Regions from separate parts of the Homo sapiens genome. Here all the other regions are linked to region 1. The links are chromatin contacts, found by Hi-C or POLR2A ChIA-PET in ENCODE. All regions are on one chromosome and are shown on one strand. The core of a region is the stretch at or near the end of the contact, and the rest is flanking DNA. Distances in the headings are between cores, read along the strand shown. Region 1 holds the start of HSPH1 (heat shock protein family H (Hsp110) member 1). Region 2 holds the start of SUPT20H (SPT20 homolog, SAGA complex component). Region 3 holds the start of ALG5 (ALG5 dolichyl-phosphate beta-glucosyltransferase). Region 4 holds the start of SPART-AS1 (SPART antisense RNA 1). Region 5 holds the start of SPATA13-AS1 (SPATA13 antisense RNA 1). Region 6 holds the start of RFXAP (regulatory factor X associated protein).

Evidence for each region. A loop is a pair of places that touch in the nucleus more often than their neighbours do. ChIA-PET counts read pairs that join two places held with the same protein, here RNA polymerase II (POLR2A). Pooled maps may share reads with other maps.
Region 2: a loop to region 1 is called in a map of natural killer cell, with 26 times the contacts of the local background. The contact joins the promoter of SUPT20H here to the promoter of HSPH1 in region 1. A Hi-C loop is called at or near these places in 2 of 168 maps with a recorded cell type or tissue (CD8-positive, alpha-beta T cell and natural killer cell), 1 of 37 single-sample maps with no recorded cell type and 10 of 50 pooled maps.
Region 3: a map of B cell shows a loop between it and region 1 (14-fold over the local background). The contact joins the promoter of ALG5 here to the promoter of HSPH1 in region 1. A Hi-C loop is called at or near these places in 4 of 168 maps with a recorded cell type or tissue (B cell, CD4-positive, alpha-beta T cell, CD4-positive, alpha-beta memory T cell and 1 more), 2 of 37 single-sample maps with no recorded cell type and 12 of 50 pooled maps. POLR2A ChIA-PET finds 5 or more read pairs at or near these places in 1 of 52 experiments (CD4-positive, alpha-beta T cell).
Region 4: a loop to region 1 is called in a map of natural killer cell, with 10 times the contacts of the local background. The contact joins the promoter of SPART-AS1 here to the promoter of HSPH1 in region 1. A Hi-C loop is called at or near these places in 3 of 168 maps with a recorded cell type or tissue (heart right ventricle, naive thymus-derived CD4-positive, alpha-beta T cell and natural killer cell) and 9 of 50 pooled maps.
Region 5: a map of CD4-positive, alpha-beta T cell shows a loop between it and region 1 (17-fold over the local background). The contact joins the promoter of SPATA13-AS1 here to the promoter of HSPH1 in region 1. A Hi-C loop is called at or near these places in 2 of 168 maps with a recorded cell type or tissue (CD4-positive, alpha-beta T cell and naive thymus-derived CD4-positive, alpha-beta T cell) and 5 of 50 pooled maps.
Region 6: a loop to region 1 is called in a pooled map, with 19 times the contacts of the local background. The contact joins the promoter of RFXAP here to the promoter of HSPH1 in region 1. A Hi-C loop is called at or near these places in 2 of 37 single-sample maps with no recorded cell type and 10 of 50 pooled maps. POLR2A ChIA-PET finds 5 or more read pairs at or near these places in 1 of 52 experiments (HEK293T).

Annotation. Positions count from the first base shown.
Region 1 is chr13:31,160,490-31,163,189 of GRCh38, reverse strand. HSPH1 (heat shock protein family H (Hsp110) member 1) reads left to right here and starts at 1,286. Exons shown (of 18, transcript NM_006644.4): 1 at 1,286-1,714. The coding sequence starts at 1,608. It overlaps LOC105370148 (a long non-coding RNA gene), which reads right to left and starts at 530. Exons shown (of 3, transcript XR_941825.3): 1 at 1-530. RefSeq lists enhancers at 660-929, 1,160-1,279, 1,410-1,489, 1,101-1,646, 1,647-2,192.
Region 2 is chr13:37,058,336-37,061,035 of GRCh38, reverse strand. It overlaps SUPT20H (SPT20 homolog, SAGA complex component), which reads left to right and starts at 1,348. Exons shown (of 26, transcript NM_001014286.3): 1 at 1,348-1,477. RefSeq lists a silencer at 1,177-1,436.
Region 3 is chr13:36,997,892-37,000,591 of GRCh38, reverse strand. ALG5 (ALG5 dolichyl-phosphate beta-glucosyltransferase) reads left to right here and starts at 1,252. Exons shown (of 10, transcript NM_013338.5): 1 at 1,252-1,357. The coding sequence starts at 1,292. RefSeq lists enhancers at 1-66, 527-576 and a silencer at 1,037-1,336.
Region 4 is chr13:36,345,030-36,347,729 of GRCh38, reverse strand. It overlaps SPART-AS1 (SPART antisense RNA 1), which reads right to left and starts at 1,299. Exons shown (of 5, transcript NR_045181.1): 1 at 1,223-1,299. It overlaps SPART (spartin), which reads left to right and starts at 1,336. Exons shown (of 9, transcript NM_015087.5): 1 at 1,336-1,505. RefSeq lists a silencer at 1,438-1,487.
Region 5 is chr13:24,253,084-24,255,783 of GRCh38, reverse strand. It overlaps SPATA13-AS1 (SPATA13 antisense RNA 1), which reads left to right and starts at 1,345. Exons shown (of 3, transcript NR_046531.1): 1 at 1,345-1,448; 2 at 2,585-2,700. All of the region lies in intron 4 of SPATA13 (spermatogenesis associated 13), which reads right to left.
Region 6 is chr13:36,817,915-36,820,614 of GRCh38, reverse strand. It overlaps RFXAP (regulatory factor X associated protein), which reads right to left and starts at 1,393. Exons shown (of 3, transcript NM_000538.4): 1 at 658-1,393. The coding sequence starts at 1,257. It overlaps LOC124903158 (a long non-coding RNA gene), which reads left to right and starts at 1,544. Exons shown (of 2, transcript XR_007063760.1): 1 at 1,544-2,448. RefSeq lists enhancers at 586-815, 826-875 and a silencer at 1,106-1,475.

The sequences.
Region 1 (2,700 bases), core at 37-2,536:
TTAACCAACTTGTTTTGATAGACAAGGAGGAATTCCCATACTCTTTATGAGTTAGATTTTTCTAACTTTAGGTTACAACTCCTTATTCAATTACACGCTTATCCAATAACATATTTGAACTGTGCTTATACTTCCACATGCCTGACATAAGGTAAACTCAGGGATCAGAAGCAAACTTAAAAAGACACAAAAGGGTATAAAAGACCTGATAAGTTATCAGCAACACAGTTCCACCTTTTCTTACACTGTCTCTTTACTGAACAAAAGTTAACGGGGACATCGCTTCTGAGGGAAAGAAACAAAAGCTGCTTCAGATCAAACAAAAAGCAAAACTTACACACAGTACCAATTTATGGCTAGGAGTGGCAGGGTAGAACAGCGTCGGCTTAAATCAGACCTTTTAAAAATAAGCAGAAAGTGATACCGTGGACAGCCTGCCAAATGACGTCACAACTAAAAATCGATTTCTTAAAAAAAAAAACACCTGACATTTTACTCCACAAGAGATCATCCTGCTGCCTGATGAATACAAGAACACTTAACACAACCCCTTTGCTTTTATTATAAGCGGTTTGAACTGGTGTTCCTTCTCCTAAGTCGTAACGCACCAGTTGTCGGGGTAATCCAGACAATAATAGAAGTGAATACAAAACAAACGAACAAAATGACGCTTATTGCCAGGGAACCCGCGCAAAAGCGCCAGACAAAACCCTACCCAGCCTCTCTCGCGAGTCCCAGAAGACAAAGCCGGGTCCCAGCAAGCACTGCGGCCAGGACTACACATCCCAGCATGCAAGGCGCACACTTCTCCCAGCGGGACTACGATTCCCAACATGCTCTCCGGACAGCTGGCCGGCCTCCCCACCATCCCGGTGTCTGGGGTCTCTGCAAAAATGGGGTCTGTCTCCGCCCGCCCAGCCTCCCTTTAGCGTTAAGGATCGGACACCACCTCCCGGTAGTAAATTGTGACTATTCCGAGTTTTGGAGTCATTCTTCGTTGCCTGTTTTATTAGGGCAGCAAAACGCCTGTGGCTAGGGCGGGAGTGGGCGGAGGCAGGTTTGAGCCAATGGCACGGGAGCGGCCCTGTCGCTGCCATGGCAACGGCGGCCGTTCTCCGGGGACCGGCTGCCCATTGGGTAGAATCTTTCCAGAAGGCTCGAGAAGAAGGAAGCGGAAGTGGCACGTGGAGGGGCCGGTGGAGGCGCCGGTGAGTAAATGCCGCAGATTCTGGAAAGTTCTGATCAGTGCGATACATAAGGCTGAGGAAGTGGGACCTCCCCTTTTGGGTCGGTAGTTCAGCGCCGGCGCCGGTGTGCGAGCCGCGGCAGAGTGAGGCAGGCAACCCGAGGTGCGGAGCGACCTGCGGAGGCTGAGCCCCGCTTTCTCCCAGGGTTTCTTATCAGCCAGCCGCCGCTGTCCCCGGGGGAGTAGGAGGCTCCTGACAGGCCGCGGCTGTCTGTGTGTCCTTCTGAGTGTCAGAGGAACGGCCAGACCCCGCGGGCCGGAGCAGAACGCGGCCAGGGCAGAAAGCGGCGGCAGGAGAAGCAGGCAGGGGGCCGGAGGACGCAGACCGAGACCCGAGGCGGAGGCGGACCGCGAGCCGGCCATGTCGGTGGTGGGGTTGGACGTGGGCTCGCAGAGCTGCTACATCGCGGTAGCCCGGGCCGGGGGCATCGAGACCATCGCCAATGAGTTCAGCGACCGGTGCACCCCGTAAGTGGGAGTCTGCGAGGGTGGATGGGAGGAGGTTCTGGGCCCTTAGTGTGGGGACCCAAGATCGCGGGCTGGCTGTACGGATCACCGCGGCAAACGGAGGCGTTTGGGCAGCGGCGCACCCCTCCGTGGAACTAGGGACCAGCGACCCGGCCAGAGGAGGGATGGGGGGCTTGCCATCACAAATTGGAGAAGGGATTGTCTCAGGGATTCACGGGGGTGAGAGGAGTCCCAGAGTCGAGACTCTAAGGGTCGTCACCTTGTGCGGGCTTCCTATTGGGGGTTTTCAAAACCTACTGGGGGTCGGGCTGCGGCAAAGCCCGCAACTTCGCTCCCTTTTCTTGGCAGGCTGCAGCCTGCGCCTTCCGCGGCCGCCCCCGTATCCCCACCCGGCCTCTCTGAGCTGGCTGAGCCGCCTCCAGCTTGTCCTCCTCCCTTCGCGCATATCTTTGCGCACCGCGGAGCGGGGCTGCCGGCCTTTTTCTTCCGCATTGTGAATCTCGAAATGAACTGGAAGCTTCCAGAGCTTGTGTCGCTGCTTGTCCAGTGAGCAGGCGGATTGTTGTTAGCGACCACGGAAGCAGTCCTATGAAAGATTAGCCCACCTCTTTTTACCCAGTCTCTTCGTTGCTAACATTGTTGGCCTTAATGCCCGGGATCATTGTCGAAAGATGTAAACGTCTTTTTTTTTGCTCTTTGCCATTCATGAGGAATTGTAAACCGTATTTTTAAAATTAATTTTGCACAGTTTATTTAAAAGAGAATAAAAATTGCATACTTTTGTGCTAGGACGCCAAAAGAGGATGGATGTCGTCACTGAACTAAATATTCTATAGGAGCATAGGGTGGGCAAAGGGCAACATTTTAAAAAGCAAGTTTCGTGAAGGGATATTTTCGGACGAGAATATATACAAACATATCTGCATGTGCATTGATGAAAACAAATGATTTCATCTCAAGGAAAATACTGTACCTATTAATTTTTT
Region 2 (2,700 bases), core at 99-2,598, 5.9 Mb before region 1:
AATGGTTCAGCTGCTGTAGAAACATTTGTTTATGGGTTCCTCAAATATTTTCACGTAGAATTACTATAAGACCCAGAAGTTCCACTATGTTTATACCCAAAAGAATTGAAAACAGGGACTCGAACAAATACTTGTATACAAATGTTCATATCATTGCTATTCACAATAGCCCGAAAGTGGAAACAACCCAAATGTCCATCAGTGGATGGACAGGTAAAACTGTGGCATCTAGGTACAGTGGAATAGTAGCCATAAAGAGACATGAAGTACCGATACATGCAACAAGGTGTACAAGGTGAACCTGCAAAAGATTATGCTACGAAGACAGACCAAAAGGTCACACATTCCATTTATATGAAATATCCGTAATAGGTACCACAGTTTGAAAGCTGATTGGCATTTGCCAGGGGCTGAGAGAGGGAGGAATGGGAGTAACCACTTAATGTGTTCGGATTTTATTTTGGAGTGTACTTTAATACACTTATAATGTGTGCAACCACTAACTCTAATTCCAAGACACTTTCATTCATTATGACCCTTGGCATTGTGAACGGCAAATAATAAATGCTCATTAAAAAGATTCACCCCAGGCCGTGCATGATGGCTCACGCCTGTAATCCCAGCACTTTGGGAGGCCAAGGCGGGTGGATCACTTGAGATGAGGAGTTCAAGAGCAGCCTGCCCAACATAGTGAAACAGTCTCTACTAAAAATACAAAAATTAGCCGGGTGTGGTGGTGCACGCCTATAATCCCAGCTACTCCGGAGACTGAGGCAGGGAGAATCGCTTGAACCCAGGAGGCAAAGGTTGCAGTTAGCTGAGATTTCTCCACTCCACTCCAGCCTGGGCGACAGAGCGAGACTCTGTCTGAAAAACAAACGAACAAACAAAACAAAACAGACCTTACAATGTGTGCTAGTAATGCGGTTTCTGAATTTTTAGAACCCTTCTCTGGGGTGGTTTTTTTAAAAACATAAACTCATTGGCAGTTGATATACTACAGAAGGTTGTACGCATTGGACTAGTAAATGTAGGTAACGGTGTCGCTGTTTTTCCATTTGTATGTGCTAAGCAAAGAGAAAAGCTAGTTCTATGTTTCTTCCACTCTAGAAATTCAACAGGGTCGTTTTTCCCCAAATTCACATCTACACCCTCCCTCCCACTTTGCGGACTCGGACTCCAGGATTGAGCAGAGATCCTGGGCCCCGCCTCCCGCCCGGACGCAAGTCTCTGCGGGCCTCACCGGCGTCCTGCGCGGAACGCAGCGCTCCAGGCTCCTGGCAGCGGCCCCGCCCTCCCGGCTCCTCCCCTTCCGCCCGCCTTCCCCGCCCCTCGGCCCAGCCTGCCAATCGGAAGTGCGGCCGCCGGAACTGGCTGTTGGTGGGGGTGCAGCACTGAGCCGCCGACGGGGCGGGTGGGCTTTGCTGCCGAGCAGGCGGCGCCGTCTTGGGGCCTAGCGGCGAGGCGACCCGCACAGGTGGGCGGTGGCGGTAGGTGGGTGGCCAGCGACTGGCAACGCGGTGGCTTAGACGCGCGAGATCCGGCCAGGGTCAGAGGTGAGCGGGCCGCATCCCAGAGCCCGCTGGAGGAAGACGGGGTCCCCAGAGACCCGGCAGGCCGGGGCGGAGGTTGAGGCAGCTAAACTCCAGGTGGACGCCTACATCGCCTTTCGCGGTGTTGCTAAGCCGAACTTTTAATTTTAGTTTGACTTTTGGGTTCCAGAGACGGGTATTTCCGGACACTGGCAAGAATTTTGCCTTGCGTGTCTTCGAAGGCGGTTTTCTTGGTGTCCATATTGCATAAAGGCTTGTCGCTCCTCTGTGGAGATGACGGTTGTACAGGTAAAGCCTAAGTTGTGACAAAAGCTCCTGCAATGGGAAGACTCTGGTCGATCAGGGAAATCAGTAGAATTGATAGCAACGCGTAGAATTGATAGCAACGCTTAGAATTGGATTAATTACTGGCCATGGTTACCCGGCGCTCAGAAATGAACTTGGAGAACAGTTGCCCTGGAAGCCATCTCCCGTAGCCACTGCGTAGTGGGGGCCGCGTCTTCTTGAGTGCAATTCATCAAAGTCTCTAGTAGGACTCAAAATATAAAGTGACGAGCAGGATTTTCGGAGTCGAGTACAGTGTACTTGGGTTGATCACCATGTTATAAAGTTAGATCCAAATTAAGAAATACATATTCGTCTCTGAGCAGAATTGGGTCCTTTTTTTAATTGCTTTGCTTTTTTTAAAGAAATGTAAAAACAGATGCCGGTTTGATTAGTTTGCAGGTTGTAATATTGGAAGGGACCTAAGATTGGACACAGAGTTCTGAATTCTGATCTAGGTCTGTGATGTTAGGAAAGTCAGTTGTTCTGATTGCCTTATTCTGTAAAACGGAAATGATAATGATTACAGTTTCCTCACAGGTTCTAGTAAATTCTGTGTATAGACAGAATGTTTGCTTTGTGAGAGATATGAAGTTATTAGTTTTTGTCTGAAGTACTTAAATAATTTAAAGTTAGTAAGCCCCCATCCCCAATTTAGTGACAAGAAATCTTAAAGTCATCACATTTTGTCCGAAAAGTACATAGTGTATCTTCATCTTCAAATTCAGTGGTCAGAAAATTTTCACGTTCACCTAAATTCAACTTAAACCTCCTACGAGCTTTTCAAGGGTAGGAGTAATATCTTACTCATTGTAAATGATCG
Region 3 (2,700 bases), core at 3-2,502, 5.8 Mb before region 1:
GTTAAAGAAGGAGCGGGTCTCCCTCTTTATAAAAGAGCTGGTGCTGTGACTCAGAATAACACCAACAGTTCGGAGATAACAGGGTTTCTAGCGCAGAATCAAGCAGTGCGTGTGGAGCGTTATTCCAATGTTTCTGCGTCTTTTTTCTGCCTGTGACTTAGGCTCAGCCCTGGCCTTGCCTCTTCACTGGTCAAGGGCTCCGTGCTCCAACACATGAGAAACCTGAACTTTTTTTTTTTTTTTTTTTGAGACAGAGTCTCGCTCTGTCGTCCAGGCTGGAGTGCAGTGGCGCGATCTCGGCTCACTGCAAGCTCCGCCTCCCGGGTTCACGCCATTCTCCTGCCTCAGCCTCCCGAGTAGCTGGAACTACAGACGCCCGCCACCGCGCCCCGCTAATTTTTTGTATTTTTAGTACAGACGGGGTTTCACCGTGTTAGCCAGGATGGTCTCGATCTCCTGACCTTGTGATCCGCCCGCCTCGTCCTCCCAAAGTGCTGGGATTACAGGCGTGAGCCACGGCGCTCGGCCGAGAAACCTGAACTTTCTGTGCGCTCATTGTCCGCACCACGTTCTGCTCTGCAGGTCCCGGAGCTGAGGGCTCCTAAGCATCACCTTGTGTTGTAGACTGTGTCGTGCTCAAGGCTGCCATCTCCCTCCTAGGTGGGGTTACCAGATAAAATACAGGATACCACGTTAAATTTGAATGTCTGATAAACACAGCGTGGTTTTTTTGTTTTTTGTTTTTGTTTTTTTGTGGGTTTTTTTTTTTTTAAAGCATGAGTATGCCCCAAATAGAGCATGCAATTAGTTGTTGCCAGAACCTGGAGGGAGCTGGGAAGGCTTTACAGATAGATAGTGGTGATGGTTGCACAGTATGTATGTAATTAATGCCACTCACTATTGTAAACTTAAAATGATTAAAATGGCAACTTTTTATTTTACCACAGTTTATAAAAACTAATGTAATAAACCAGAAACCTGTAACTGGATGAGTCGTATGGTATGTGGCTATCTTAATAAGGCTGTTAAAAACATGATTAGTTTTTTAATCTGAAATTCAAATTAAGTAGACGTCTTGCATACTTGATAAACCTGGCGCCCCGCTGTGGAACCTAGCGCTCCTCTCCACCGACTGGGCGCCGAGGGCACGAGAGCGGCGTTTTCTCCGCCTCGCCACGCGGGGGCGCTGCGGCCAGCGGGCGCGACCTCTCTGGCGGCGGGGCCGGGTCGCGCGGGCGCGCTTCCGCCTGTGTGGAGGTGCGGGATTGGGCGGGCTGCCACGGCATGGAGAATGGCTCCGCTTCTGTTGCAGCTGGCGGTGCTCGGCGCGGCGCTGGCGGCCGCAGCCCTCGTACTGGTGAGAACAGGGATGGGAACCCGCGCAGGCCGGGGCTTACCGCTCTCCTGGAGACTGCGGCTCCTCAGGCGTCCCCTCCTCCGCGCTACCAGTTCTCGGAGAAGTCCCTTTTCCCCTAGATTCCCCCAAATTCCTGACCTCGGAGTTTCCTGGAGTTTCACTCTCCTTTTCTTCGGTTCTTTAATTTTCCCTTGGAATCTTATCTCTTTGTGTGCTCAGAGACTTGTAAGTTTTTTCACACTGGAGCGCACCCACCCGGCCTGGCATCATCGCCGCTTCCATCGCCCCTGGCGCCCGCGCCCCCTACCCACCTCCTCTGTCAACCTCGACCTCTCCCAGACTCTCCGGGACCTGCAGCCGCTGCAGTTCTGCTCCACCCAGGGAGGTCTCGAGCCCCCAGAAGGGGTGTGCTCCCTAGCCTGCTCCCTTGGCTGATGTGGTTAAGCAAATAGGGGTGACGGAGCCTTGACGGCAGCCATCTGTTACAAATGGGAATAAATGCGTGGATCGATGAGACCCACTAGGGACGCAGGGTGAGCGAGAGAGACAGGCCTCAGGCGCCTTGTCCGGGGTCGCATTGTGTCCCAGAATTAAGCACCCTAAATATACTGCCCCTAAACAAGGCAGGACGATAGAATGCAAACTCGATTGTCTTTGCCCTTGCTCTCGAAACACAAAAACATTGTAAACACTTGCTGATTGTTAAGTGGTAGAAAATTGGCGAACTCTCTCCCGCACACCTTGGAATGAGCCTGCCCTCTAGTTAGTAAGTGGAGAGGATTTCAGCTTCCTTGACATTCAGATTAGCCACCTAGACAGCACTGCCAGGAAGGCCACTCTGCCATCTTTCCAGAGGTTGTATAAATTTACAGTTTAGATAAAATGTAATGCATCCTTACTTCTTTGTTGATAGTATCTGGGTGAGAGAGGAGTCCTCTCTTGCCCTAACTAGTAGAGATTTCAGGGTTTAGGGCTTTTTTGTTTTTTCAAGTTTTTGAGCAAACCAGGATTGATTGATTGATTGATTGATTTTTGGCGGGGTGCGGGCGGGGAGTGGATTCACACATTCTTAGATTGAAGCTGCCTTACTTTGGGTCTTTTGCACAGATTTTATGGGATTGTACTGACGGTATTTGTTCCCACTAGCTTGAAGTGATAAGAGCTACCATTTATTGATTGTAGTACTTACTATATGTTGTGTTGCACTTGGTTTAATAGGAGTTATTAAATCTTTAACACTGTGACATATATGTTATCATTAGCATTATTTTACTGGTGAGGAAACATGTTGGAGAAATGAGCTCGTGTACTCAAATGTTGCACAACTAGTGAAACTTAGGTTT
Region 4 (2,700 bases), core at 50-2,549, 5.2 Mb before region 1:
TCAATCCAAAAACGTGGAAGTGAGAATACAGTCATAGTCTTTGGGGACTCCTTTGGGGGTATAAGAGCAAAATCATTTTGAAACCACTGTATTAATATATTCCTAATAGGTTTTGCTTTTTGGGATGACTGACTGCTACCTTTCTGAGATTTGAGGGAGTCACTTAACTGGTCCTAAGGCCAGGCGCGGTGACTCACGCCTGTAATCCCAGCACTTTGGGAAACTGAGGCAGGTGGATCGCTTGAGGTCAGGAATTCGAGACCAGCCTGGCTAACTTGAGGTCAAGCTTTCAAGACCAGCTTGGCCAATATGGTGAAACCCCGTCTCTACTAAAAATACAAAAATTAGACGGGAGTGGTGGTGCACAGCTGTAATTCCAGCTTCTCTGGAGGCTGAGGCATGAGAGTCGCTTGAACCTGGGAAGCAGAGGTTGCAGTGAGCCGAGATCATGCCACTGCACTCCAGCCTGGGCAACATAGTAAGACTCTGTCTCAAAACAAAACAAAAACACAACAACAACAAAACTGGTTCTAAATGCTCCGGGCAAGTACATACTGCTTTTTCTTTTTTCTGTTTTTTTTTCCCTAAGGCAGCCCTATTGAAGAGTCTGTCATCTACAATATTTTACTAATTTAAAAACACTTGTCAAGAAGGGTAAAGTATGTTCATCTTGATTTTACTCTTTGTATCCCGGAATCAGGAACTAACAGTTTTATGATAGTGATATAGACTTTACACACACACCAAGACTTAAAACACGTGGTGCAGGCGGGCTTTTGGAAATTAACTGTGCTCTGGATACAGAAGTCACAAAGCTCAGGCTGCAGAGACATTGAGGGGATAATCAGCCTTTATTGTCTCTCGTGCACTGTGCCCAGCGCTCCCTCTAGCGGCTACAAGCGCTCACTGCCCACACTCTCTACTAGGCTCTCCGGAGGCCTCGGTTTCGCTGGAGAGAAAGAGATTGCGCAGGCGCCGAGCAGCCGACGTGGCCGCAGGGGACCGTGCCTGGGGGGGTCTGCGCGGGGCCGCTGACTCGCGAGGTTCTCTGTCGCCTGCCGCCCTCGCTCCTTTTCTCCCCTTCTAGAGTGTTACGGTGACTCTTGGGTCCGAAGGGGACGGACGTCCTCCCACGTACCATTTAGAAGGTCAGAGTGGGCAGAACCTAGTCTGAGCAGGCCGGTGATGAATCCGCTGGCAAGACGCGCGCGTGGGTACTCACGTGACCTAGGCTGCGGCGGCGGCGTGCTGCGGGCTCTGTGGCGGGAGCGAGGCCGACGGGCGGGGCCGCGCGGCCGCGTGACGCGAAGCGTTCGAGAGCGCGCGTCGTGGAACGTCTTGGTTGCCACGGCAAGCGCGCGCGCGAGGCCTTGGGAACCTCGGGACCGGCCCCCGGCGAGCGCAGCGGCGCCCAGTGTAAGGGAGTGGGAGCTGGTCCGTGCCGCGGCGGCCGCGCAGGGAGCTCTCGAGGCAACGCCGGGGCGCCCGAGGTCTGGAAGGCGCAGGTGGGGCGCGGGGGAGTTCACCCCTGCGCGGTCCCTTGGGTGGGCGGGGTGGGCGCCCCAGGCCCCGCGGACTCGGCTGGGAGGCTGAGCGGGCGACGGTCACGGGACAAGGGTGGAGGGGGTGGGGACCTCATCCGAGTCTCAGAGATGGAATTTTCGAGGAAGGGAGCGATTTCGAGAGAGAATAGTTTGAGAAGTTGTTCTCAGTCCCTTCTCTCGCGGGAGTGTGGTATTTAGGGAAGCTTCGGCCTCTTAACCCATGGACTGTTAGGATGGAGGGAATCCTTCCCGCTCGATTCCTATCGCGGAGTCCTTTCGGAGCATCGCTATTGATCATTCTCGCCGCCCCAACCCCGTTGTTTACTTTGGCTTCGCAGATCTCTGTGGTCTTTTGCCCTCCCGCAGCGCCCATGGCCCCGTCAAGGTTGGGCAGCCTTTCTCTGCAAGAAGGCCCACGAACAACTGCGGTTATATTGGGATGGATTGCGCGTGATTTTACTCTTTACAATACATTCTTTCATGCTTCCTAGGGATTGAGCTGCGCGGCGGATCCCTCCGACTTAATTCTGGGCCTGAGAAAAGTTTCTCTTGGAATGCGCAGTTTCGTGACGCAGCATTATTGCGTGACTCTAGGGCTGACCCAGTTTTTCACTTTCTAATTGTAAGGAAGTGCGCTAGTAGTCCACCGAGGATCCTCGAGGTTGGCCTTATTGTATCATAATTTAACGAATTTGCGTTCCAGGTTGTTACAGCCTTTGAAATAATGGCCTCATATTTAAGAATGTAGCAATTTTTCTTTGAAATTTCCGAAAGTGGGGAAAAAAGTAATAGAAGACTGCACCTATATGGAATTATTTTCTGATTCGCAGTTCTTTATAATCGTAGACTTAATTTGGTGGCTTTATTGGACCTGTTTGAAACAGGAAGCCTTTCTGTAATGTGGTTTCGGGTCGGCTTCACCTCTGGCACTCTCTGAAACGTCGTTGTCTATGGTTTCCCTAAGAAGCTAGAATGAGCGGGATGCTACGGAGGGAGGTGTATACAGGTGTTAGACAAAGCCCCCTCCGCTTTTTTGGTAAAGGGCCAAATAGGCATTAGATCAACTTGTGCTAGCTCTAAGGAGTTAAATGCGGTATTATTAAAGACTGCTTGTAATGTTGACTGTTAAGTGAGAGTGTTACTTCTTTCAGTGTTT
Region 5 (2,700 bases), core at 96-2,595, 6.9 Mb after region 1:
ACCTAAAACCCTCAGTGCATAGAAAGGAAGGAGTTCCAGGACTGGGATGGAAATGCTAGAGATGGTCTATCATGTGAGTCTCACCACCCCTTGGGCTGCATCTCCCATGTGACAGCAGCTTTTATAATTAATGTACTGCTAATCTCTCTAGGCCAGAGATGCTGCTGAGAGATGGTTCCACTGCAATGCAAACCTGGTCCTCCATGGGGGTGGGACATCTGTCATGGGAAAAAGGTGGGCATAGTTACTATACCACACAGCAGGGCCAGCTTGGTCATCTGAATGGTTTGACCTGTGAAATCTCTGGTTGTGCTGTTAACTGATCTCGGGGTCCCCAGGAACAAAACAGATGAGTGATTCCACAAAGGTACCACAACATTGTGTAGGAGGAACTCTCCAGGGCTGGCAAGCAGAGCCCGACCTGAGCCACCATGACAGAGAAGACAAGGGAGGGCCCTCACTCAACTCCCAGACTCAGGCCTCTTGATGGAGCAGAGCCAGGGAGCCTCAGGGTAGGCATCCTACTACAAGTCTTCTTCCTAGCTTCTCAAAGAGAACTCCTACCATCAGCCTGGTGACTGTGTCCTCAGGACAGGGAAACTCCCGGCGGCAAATGTAAGCAATACTCTTCCCAAGCCTTTCTGAGTAGGAGAGATGGCTTTGGCAAGGCAAGGATTTAGCTCGTGCGCACTCCTGGTTAGGAGCTAATGGCCTGGCTGAATGGCCTGGAGGAATGTGGAAAGAACAAGATGGGCTGAGGATGGGTTTGGGGAAGGAGTATAACTGGCTACCTCAGAATACCCGCAGAGCATGAGATGATGTCCATCCTACATGAATCCTTATTGCAAGAGAGGCTAATCAATCATCATGTGGACATGCTGTCCCAATGTGCAGCTAGATGCCAGTCTTCCTTCCTAGTCATCTTGATACTTGCTCAGTGGGTTCATAAAAAGGAAAAAAAAAAAGAAGCAAGCAAGAAAAAGGCCATGGTGGCAAAAATGGATGCCAAGCCTGGGCTAAACCACAGGAAGTCTGGGCCTTCCCCTCAACAAAGCTGATGATACGGTTCCCCGCAGGAACCAGACAGCCCCTTGCGGAAAGCTGATTGCAGTGGGGCCTTTTCATAATAGAGGGGGTGGTGATTTGTCCCTACTGGAAGGGCCACTTATGCTGGGCTTGGATTTGTTTTCCTGCACTCTGTGGATCCTCTAGAAGGCCCCTATCCTGTCGCAGCATCTCACACGCCATCCAGGCCCAGAACGTCACAGAGAAGGAAGCACATGACCCCATCACACCCAATAACAACCAAATAAAAATGAAGTTACAGAGGCAGCTGGGAGACACACCCAGAAGTTGCCATACTGCCCTGGATGGGACGCAAGCTCTGAAGCAGTGACTAATTTGGAGAGGCTGGCCCACAGCAGAAGATGCAGGGCCGGAAACCAAGGGTAAACATAGAAGCGGCTTCTTAGGATTACTTAATAATATACTTGCAAAATGTTTTCTTCCCACCTAGGAACTCTGCTCTGTTGAAACTGAATTTAGTGCCCAAGGGAGAAGTACTTCCTCCAGAGTTCACAGTCCTGGCCACAGTGAATCAGAACCAAGGCTGGCCATTTTTGCCTCTTCGTACCACTGGGAAAATGAGCACCCACGGAAAATGGGGATGGCTTTTGTGGTCACTGCTACCATATTTCTCAAATGGACTAATGCAATCGCCTTCAAATCAATCTCCATTCCTCTTCCTTTCCCCCCACAAACTGCCCTCCCTCTCTAAGCATAAACCGGAACATAATATGCTCCTGCTGCCAATGGCTTCACACCACACTTAGAACAAGCTCAGCCTCCTCATGACCTGCAGAGCCCTTTCCAGCCTCAGCCCACCTCCCAGCCTGCAACATCCTCGTCTGCCTCTTGCTCCCTGAGCTCCTGTCACTGTGGCCTCCTTGCTGAACCTCAGACACATCATGTTTCCTGCCTGTCTTTGGGCTTCTGGTGCTCCTTCGGCTAGGACTTCTCCTCCCTCGGATCTCTGCCTCACTGCCTCCTACTCACCTGTCCCCAGCGTCACCTCCTTGGAGAGGAGGCTATCTCCCCCACCTGCTCCTACTCCTCACATTACCCAAAGTCATCTTCTGCAGGGCCGTCACTGGTGCCTTGGTGCATCCTACATATTGACTTATGGAATCTGTTCAAATGCTGAAATGTAAACTTTGCATGACGTTTTATTCTCCACAGCATCCCAAATTCTCTATTTCCTTCCTTTCCCTGCCTTGCCATTCTGGTAGGGATGTGTTGCTTAAATCTGCCTCTAGTTAATCAACGCTGAAGAGGCACTGCATGGAACTGGAGGACTAGTTATCCTAAGAGGTCCTAGACTTGGAGGTGTCTGCTGCCACTGATGAGGATCTGGGTGTCTCCTTCTAGGGAAGAGAGAGAGGGTTCATGGAACAGGTGCATCCTGTTCATTAGAGTGTCATTAGAATAACACTCTTTGGAAATGAATGCTCTCTATCCTGTTTTATTTTTCTTTATAGTACTGTCTGCTCTGTTAAATACTTACTTGGCCTGTCTTCACATATAGAAGGCAAGGGTCCCTGGAGACAGACACCCCACCCTTCTTCCTGTTCCAGTACCACCAGGTGGTGGACATATCACCTAAGCTCGGACAGCTGAATCTTCCATCCTGGGACCTGAACC
Region 6 (2,700 bases), core at 144-2,643, 5.7 Mb before region 1:
ACAACAAGGATACTGAGAACAAAGTATATTAAGTATTGGGGTAGTGAGAACATGAGAACAAGGGACTAAACATAGGGGTACTGGGAACAGAGTTGTAAGAAAAGAGTACTACGTACAGGGGTACTACAGACAGGCAACTGAGTATAGCAGTACTAAAAATACGGTACTAGGAAGAGGGTTAACAGAACAGGACACTAAAAACAAAGTACTAAATACAGGAGTATTACAAATAGAGGTACTGAGAACTGGGTACTGAGAACTGGATACTGAGAATAGAGTAGTGAAAACAGAAAGAGATGACTTTCTCAGAAGTACCAACTTCATCTAGGTTCCTAAGTCTCCTTTAGCGATGAACCAGACCGATCATTTACTCTATGTCCTTCCAGCCATATCCCAGATCTATGACAGCTCTGCCGATGTCACATTATTTTTACTGAAATTTCTGCACCTATCATGAGTTCAACAGAACTGTTATTGCTTTGCACATGTTGGTATAAACTTTAATTTAGGGCAAACACTCTAATTCTCAACCACTAACCCAGTCACTGCAAACCGGCCCATTTGGAAGTGGGGAGGCAGGCCCTGCAGATGCGGTTTGCGTTAAGATCGGGTTTCTTCTTCCACCTCCCATCCCCAGGCCTCAGCTAAGTCTGATACCTCGAGTTTGACGTTTCCCGCGCTGCCAGTCGAGGCAGTCCCACCGCAGTTCAGGGCCTGGTCGCTCTTCTTCTTTTTATACTTGTCCTTGTACATCTTGTTGCGGTGTTTCTTGCACATCCACGGTTTGCGCTGCTTGGCCACCTGGCTCGTGGTCTCGCTGCAGCCTTCGTAGGTGCAGGTCTTGCTCATGCTGCCCCCACCGCTGCCCCGCCTCCGGGCGCCCCCGCTGCTGCCCTCGCCCCCCGAGTGAGTCTCCTCGTCCTCTAGATCCTCCAAACTAGCCGCGCTCTCGCCTCCCCCCGGAGGGTCCGAAGTGTCTAACAGGTCCGCCTCGTCCTCCCCAGCCTCCTCTTCGCCATCCCCGGCCCCTTCGCACAGGTACCTAACGGGCTTGCCCGCCCCAACGCTGCCCCCGGGGGCCGCAGCCTCGTCCTGCCCAGCACAGGGTTGCATCACTAGCAGGGTGAATTGAGAGGCCGCGGCCGCCACCGAGGCTGGCGCCAAGGTGGGAGCCGCAGCCGGGGCTAGGGCCGCGGGGTGGGGCACGCCGCTGGCGGCGCCCGGCCCCGCGCCCTCCGCTACACCCTGCGCCTCCATGCTGCTAAGACCTGGCCGGGGTCCACGACCCCGGGCTTTTAGCACCTGCTTGGCCTAACGGCACTTCGCGAACCAAAGACTCAGGACACGCTGGGGTAAAAGGCGCCTATACCGGGAAGGCGCCCCGACTGCGCCTGCGCGACCGCAGCCTGCGCGTCAGCGTGTGTACGCCCGCGGGCTGTCAGGGAGCGCGGCGCCTCTGGGGGCGGGGCTGAGCGCACAACCAACGGGACTGACTGCGCATGTGCGGCCGCGGCCCCTTCGGCCAGCTGGGGGATTCGTAGACAGGGTCTGGGGGCTGTGTCAGGTGAAAACCTGCAGTGGCTGGCAAGGCAGCGCCGTTTTACCTGATCCTATTGTATCTAAAGCGGTTCAAAGTATCTTCTACAGGAGTTCCAGTATGCAAATTAGGATTGTTCCTGAGCGGTCTCACGACTTGTAGTGTTAGGATGCTAATTTTATTATTTCCCCCACAAACTGCCTGCAAGGGGAGATTTGAAGCTGGGATGCAGTGGTGTCACAGCCTAGAGTCACTAGCTCGCAGTCCATGAAGGCAGAGGTGGCTTATTTGAAAATAGTGGAGCGGAGAGGGATGGGCCACACCTTTGGCCGAGTTGTATTTGCATTGAGGGATAACTTTGTTTTTTTTCTCCTGGAAACTCACTTGATTGTTAGTACTTGCTCTTTGCTGTGGCTGCTGAGATAAGTCTTAACGTTTTCGTTTAACACAGTGAAAATGTGTGAAAAGGAATACTGAATGGCAAACGTTTAAAAAAACAATGAATGTTCTACCAGTTCTATCAGTTGCTGGGCAATTGCTGGTTGTTAAATCTTGGCTTGCCCAAATCCCAGGAGAGAAAATATCCTGCCGTATCCTGAACTGTTAAGTAGATGTTCTTTTTCCCTTCATCCTATTCTTTCGCCTAGTCAGATTTCCCATCCCACCTACCGGAAAGCAATGACTTTATTCAACAAACTATAAATCCATTCACACTAAGATGTTTGGGTGCTGACATATAGGTAGATCAGTTATGTTTTAAAGAGAGGCATATGGAAGGGAGAAGGTTTGGAATTAGAGCAACCTAGGTAGTACTTCCTGTGTGACTACAGCAAGTTCGTGACAGCCTCTCCGAGCCTCAGTTTCCTCATCAGTAAAGCCTGCAGTCGGTGGTGTGCTAGCGCCAACTGATGGTAACTGGTTGCTAAAATTTCAGGAATATAATTAGCAGAAAAATTAAACACTGCTATTATTAAAAGTCTTACTACATAAACTTACAATAAGATTATATTAAAAACAAAGGGTACAAATCTCAAAACTCTTCATTTTCTAATTATTTTATTATGTTTTATCATTATCTGTGCTTTTAAGGTTATTTATGTCTATTGTATCTGTATGCGGAAATATTATTTAGTGGTGTGTTACTGCACATTTTCCCAACTCTG